Regions from separate parts of the Homo sapiens genome. Here region 2 is linked to region 1. Evidence: read pairs that join two places in POLR2A ChIA-PET (ENCODE). Cell type or tissue: B cell. All regions are shown on one strand. Each heading gives the region's core, and the rest is flanking DNA. Links, peaks and the distances in the headings are about the cores only.

Region 1 (2,900 bases), core at 94-2,593:
ATCTCAGAAAAAAAAAAAAGAAAAGAAAAAAGGTTGAAATTGAATTCCAGGGCTCCTTTGGTTACTGGGGAGACAGGGCCAAGACTGTTTTGGGGACCCAGACTTCTTCAACGCTGATGGACGGTGGATCTTCTCCAGAAACCAGCCCTTGGAGAACTTTGAAAGCCTGACGCGGTGGCTCATGCCTGTAATCCCAGCACTTTCGGAGGCCAAGGTGGGAGGATCGCTTGAGCCCAGGAGTTGGAGACCAGCCTGGGCAACATGGTGAAACCCTGTTTCTACAAAAAATACAAAATATTAGCTGGATGTGGTGGCATGCACCTGTGGTCCTAGCTACTCAGGAGGCTGAGATGGGAGGATCACTTGAGCTCAGGAGGTCGAGGCTGCAGTGAGCTGTGATTGTACCACCACACATTGCCTGGGTGACGGAGCAAGACCCTGTTCCCCCCCCCCCAAAAAAAAAGACAAACAAACAACAAAAAAACAAAACAACACTGAAGAATCAAGCCGGGAACTGCAGGGGTAATGGTAGGCTATGGGGCAGAGTCCCCACTGTGTTTTTTTTTTTTTTAAGATGGAGTTTCGCTCTCGTTGCTCAGGCTGGAGTGCAATGGTATGATCTCGGCTCACCGCAACCTCTGCCTCCCGGGTTCAAGTGATTCTCCTGCGTCAGTGTCCCAGTAGCTGGGATTACAAGCATGCACCACCACGCCCGGCTAATTTTGTATTTTTAGTAGAGATGGGGTTTCTCCATGTTGGTCAGGCTGGTCTTGAACTCCCAACCTCAGGTGATCCGCCCGCCTCGGCCTCCCAAAGTACTGGGATTACAGGTGTGAACCACTGCGCCTGGTAGTCCCCACTGTTTATAAGGGATGTCCCCTCTGACTCATCTGTGCCTTCCCATCTCCCAGGCGGACCTGAACTGGGGCCCAAGTGGTGAGGAGGCAGGGGCCGGTGGCAGCATCAGCAGTGGTGGCTTCTACGGAGTGAGCAGCCAGTATGAGAGCCTGGAACACATGACCCTCACCTGTTCCTCCAAGGTCTGCTCTTTTGGCAAGCAGGTGGTGGAGAAGGTGGAGGTGAGGCTGGAGGGGTGGAGCTCTGGGTCAGCACTTGGGGGTGCAGAATGGACCAGAAGCCATCATGACTCAGGCATTTGGGAGTATGCATGGAGGGAGTGGGTCCCAGCCTCTTTGAGGGTTTAATGCATGCGTTGGGAGCTAATGGGCAGTTCAGAAGTCACAGGCAGGGATCATTCTGCGGGCTGACAGGTAATGTGTAGTATAGAGACTTAGAGTCACTGAGATTGAGAAGGGTCTTATGGATATGGAGAGGTTCTTAGGGCAAGAAGGTTCAGAAGTCACACTTACAGTTGCTGGAGACTTGGGGAAGTCTCAAGTTTAGAAGTCAGAGTTTGAAGACGTCATGGAGGGGTCTTTGGAGGGTATCTGAGGGCTGGGAGGTTAGAGGAGTCCAGAGGTCTTTGGGGGTTCAGAGAATCACTTTGAGGGGCTTGTGATTTGCAGGCTCAGAGATCCTGATTCGGATCTCCGAGGGTTCAGGCCCAGTCTCCAGTCACTGTGGGTGGGGTGATGAAAGGAAGGTGGCAGTGAGAGTGAGTGTGGTGGCATCTTAGAGGCACAGGGTGGAGCTCAATTCCTGGGGTGACCCGTGGGTCTCTCAGCCACCATTTTCCCAACTCCCTTCCCCTTGGTTCAGACGGAACGGGCCCAGCTGGAGGACGGCAGATTTGTGTACCGCCTGCTGCGCTCGCCCATGTGCGAGTACCTGGTGAATTTCTTGCACAAGTTGCGGCAGCTGCCTGAGCGATACATGATGAACAGCGTCCTGGAAAACTTCACCATCCTCCAGGTGATGCCTGGGGCTGGGCTGGAGTGGGGCCCCCCAGTGTGGAGGGACAGTACCTATAACAGACCCTCAGTCTAGGGGATCTCCTCACCCAGGAACTGACACAGCAGGGACTCCAAAGTGAGCCCTCAGCCTGAGGCTCTTTTAACTAGGAAACTGATGCAGCGGGGACCCCACCATTGACCCTTAGTTTAGGGGACCCTTCACCCAGGGTGGGGATGTCACAGCACTCTCTCTCTTTTTTTTTTTGAGATGGAGTCTCGCTCTGTCGCCCAGGCTGGAGTGCAGTGGCAAGATCTCGGCTCACTGCAACCTCTGCCTCCCGGGTTCAAGTGATTCTCCTGCCTCAGCCTCCCGAGTAGCTGGGATTACAGGCACGCCCCACCACGCCTGGCTAATTTTTGTATTTTTAGTAGAGATGGGGTTTCACCATGTTGGCCAGGTTGGTCTTGATCTCCGACCTCAAGTGATCCACCTGCCTAGGCCTCCCAAAGTGCTGGGATTACAGGTGTGAGCCACCACGCCCAGCCCCACAGCACTCGCACATAAGGTGGGTCCCTCCTTCCCTGGTGAAGCTGACTGGAGGGCACTCGAAGGCAGATCCTCAGCTTGTCAAGGAACATGATATGGTGGGAGCCCCTTTAACTTTTTGGACTGCTGAGGCAGAGACCCCTTGACCGCGGAACCTGCAGGGAGGGTTCTCCCTTTACTTGTGACATGATGGGGACCCCTTTTACCCAGGGAATGTGATGTGATGGGAACCCGATTAACCCTGAGATGTGATACACCATAACTGCCAACGCTCAGCTGAGGGGTAACCCCCATTGCCCAGGGAACTGACTTTTGGGCATCCCTTTCTCCTGGGGAACATGATATGGTGGCGGCCTGTTTCCTGGAGATGGAAAAGAGCCTGCTGGGTATTCCATGATAGCTTGGCAGGGGGGCACAGGGGTCCCTGCCCTCCCTTCTAAGCATAAGTCCCTTGTCCTGGCCTTCCTGGCAGGTGGTGACAAACAGAGACACCCAGGAAC
Region 2 (2,900 bases), core at 299-2,798, 290 kb before region 1:
AGACGGGGGAGGAGGAAGAGAGGGAGGAAGCAGAAGAGGAGGGAGAGATATAAACAGGCAGTCTGGACAACAACGCCTCCGATAACTGATACATTCAATATTTAATGGGGTTTTGCTCCGAATCTTGCCAGTGCTGGATGGAGTGTAGTGCTGTTCTTAGCCTCCTTTTTCAAATGAGGAAACTGAGGCTCAGAGAGGGGAAGTGATTTGTTCAGTGTCACACAGCTAGGATGTAATCACGATGTGGGACATGTACCTTATACCAGAAAGAGAGGACCAGGAGTGACTCAGAGAGAAGAAGACTGGTAGGAGGGGTGGGGGGCAGGGAAAGGGGGGCAGGGGAGCAGCTACCCAAAGAGAAGGGGACAGAGACCCAGAGAGAGAGAGTAATAGAGACTCAGAGAGACAGAGGGGACAGAGACCCAGAGAAAAGGGGGCAGAGACCCAGCAACAAGGACAGACATCTGGAGAGAGAGAGAAGGACAGGGCAGGGCGCAGTGGCTCACATCTGTAATCCCAGCACTTTGGGAGACCCAGGCGGGCGGATCACCTGAGGTCAGGAGTTCGAGACCAGCCTGACCAACACAGCCTGACCAACACATCTCTACTAAAAATACAAAATTAGCCAGGTGTGGTGGCGCATGCCTGTAATCCCAGCTACTTGGGAGGCTGAGGCAGGAGAATCTCTTGAACCCAGGAGGCGGAGGTTGCAGTGAGCCGAGATCTCGCCATTGCACTCCAGCCTGTGCAACAAGAGCGAAACTCCGTCTCAAAAAAAAAAAAAAAAAAAAAAGACTCAGAGAGACAGACGGGACAGAGACCCAGAGAAAAGGGGGCAGAGACCCAGCAACAGGGACAGACATTTAGAGAGAGAGGGACAGAGACTGAGAGAGGCATCCCAAGGGCAGGGCTTCGTCCTGTCTGCCGGGGCACTGCAGTAACTATCCTCTCCCCACCCCGCCAGTCCTACTTCGTGTCTGACTACGACCCCACTATTGAGGACTCCTACACGAAGATCTGCAGTGTGGATGGCATCCCAGCCCGGCTGGACAGTGAGGGCGGCAAGGATGGATGATGGATGGGGGTGGTGTCAGTGGGGGCTGAGGGCTCTTGGGGGTGACTGCGGGGAGCCTGGTCCCCACGATGGCCCCTCTCCCTGTCTCTGCAGTCCTGGACACCGCGGGCCAGGAAGAGTTCGGGGCCATGAGAGAGCAGTACATGCGTGCTGGCCACGGCTTCCTGCTGGTGTTCGCCATTAACGACCGGCAGAGGTGACAGGGGTTGCTGGTGGCGGAGCAGTGGGTGGGTGTGGGGAGGACCTGGGCTCTGCAGCTGGCTGGACCTCATGCCTCCGGCTTCACTCGCAGTTTCAACGAGGTGGGCAAGCTCTTCACGCAGATTCTGCGGGTCAAGGACCGCGACGACTTCCCCGTTGTGTTGGTCGGGAACAAGGCAGATCTGGAGTCACAGCGCCAGGTTCGGGACACCCCTCTTTCTGGGGACCCCATCTCAGTCTGGGAGGCTCCTTCCAGCACACCTGTCCCCCATCAGCATCCTCCTCTGTTCCTGCAGTGCTGCGACTGCCACTGTCACACAGCTCACCTAGATGGGTTACCCCCAAACTGGACCTTCAGGGTCCCCGGCATCACCGAGCAGAGGGCCTAGCATGCAAGTGTCCTCAGGAGAGGCTGCTGGACGGAACAAAGGACATTCACCCCCCGTCCGCCAGCTCTCTTTGCCCCTTCCTCGCATTCCTCCCTTCCAGCCAACCTCCCACCAGCCCCAGCACCTCCCCTGCTCATGGCCGGCCCCCTCCATGGCTCCCCAGTTCCTCCCCAGGTGCCAGATGCCCCGCACAGTTGCGCCCCTCCTTTCCCTGCTCCCATCACTTCCCCCACAACGATTTCCACACAGAACTCATCCATCTGGCAAAGGCTCTGGGGATTTCCAGGCTTTGGGGTTCCGCCTGCCTCTGCCGGGAACACCCTGACTTCCCTGCCTGCCCACTCCTGGTTATCTAAGGCATAGCAGGGCAAGTGCCCACGAAGCCTGCCCCCATCCCTTACTTAGAAGACACCAAGCCCCTGCGGCATCTCCCTCCATAATCTCTCAGGAGCTCTTCCTCTTTGAGTTCTCACAGTGGGTCACCTCTCCTAGAGTATCCAGCCTGCCTGTCTGTCTCTCTGGCTGCGGTCACCCTGAGTGCAGGGACCTGACTCCCCCGTGTCCCCCCTACCCCCAGGTCCCCCGATCAGAAGCCTCTGCCTTCGGCGCCTCCCACCACGTGGCCTACTTTGAGGCCTCGGCCAAACTGCGTCTCAACGTGGACGAGGCTTTTGAGCAGCTGGTGCGGGCTGTCCGGTGAGCCAAGTCCCCTTCCTGTCGTCCTTGTCCCCAGCCCTTCCACTCCAAACTCACTGGCGTTTTCCCACAGGAAATACCAGGAACAAGAGCTCCCACCGAGCCCTCCCAGTGCCCCCAGGAAGAAGGGCGGGGGCTGCCCCTGCGTCCTCCTGTAGCCCAGGCAAGAGAGAAGCAACCACCACAAGCTCTCGGGACTAGCTGCCTTCGCACCTTGCTGTGTGACCTGAGGCCCTCACTGAGCCTCAATTTCCTCATCTGGGTCTCCCAGGACACATCACATACCCACCCTTACTTCCTGGCCTCTTCTGGGCTACTGCCACTGTGTGCCTTCTGCCAACGCCTCCTGTCCCCACCTAAGCCTGGTGGGGGTGAGGGGCTCCGGGTCACTGCTGTATATAACTCCCCTCCCCCAGAAAAATAAATGTCACTGCCAACGTCAGGAGGTGCTTTCTAAAAAGGTAATGAGGGTCGGGCACTGTGGCTCACTCCTGTAATCGCAGCATTTTGGGAGGCCAATGCGGGAGGACCGCTTGAGT

What was found. ChIA-PET counts read pairs that join two places held together with the same protein. Peaks named below come from ENCODE experiments on the same cell type or tissue, not always from the same donor. Only the 100,000 strongest peaks of a DNase experiment are listed, where the experiment ranks them.
Region 2: POLR2A ChIA-PET joins it to region 1 with 5 read pairs; 1 of 35 experiments calls an interaction of 5 or more read pairs at or near these places.

What each region holds. Positions count from the first base shown.
Region 1 is chr19:49,341,410-49,344,309 of GRCh38, reverse strand. TEAD2 (TEA domain transcription factor 2) reads left to right here. Exons shown (of 13, transcript NM_001256660.2): 11 at 912-1,079; 12 at 1,720-1,872; 13 at 2,873-2,900. Among named protein-coding and RNA genes, the nearest start is that of CD37, 7.5 kb to the right of the region's middle. RefSeq lists an enhancer at 1,122-1,221. In B cell, for the core only: no CTCF peak of the experiment used is centred there; DNase peaks (open chromatin) are centred at 1,013, 1,199 and 1,449; H3K27ac peaks cover 845 bases.
Region 2 is chr19:49,635,195-49,638,094 of GRCh38, reverse strand. RRAS (RAS related) reads left to right here. Exons shown (of 6, transcript NM_006270.5): 2 at 965-1,052; 3 at 1,169-1,271; 4 at 1,368-1,476; 5 at 2,243-2,361; 6 at 2,435-2,803. The coding sequence ends at 2,519. Among named protein-coding and RNA genes, the nearest start is that of RRAS, 3.5 kb to the left of the region's middle. RefSeq lists an enhancer at 1,334-1,900. In B cell, for the core only: no CTCF peak of the experiment used is centred there; a DNase peak (open chromatin) is centred at 1,310.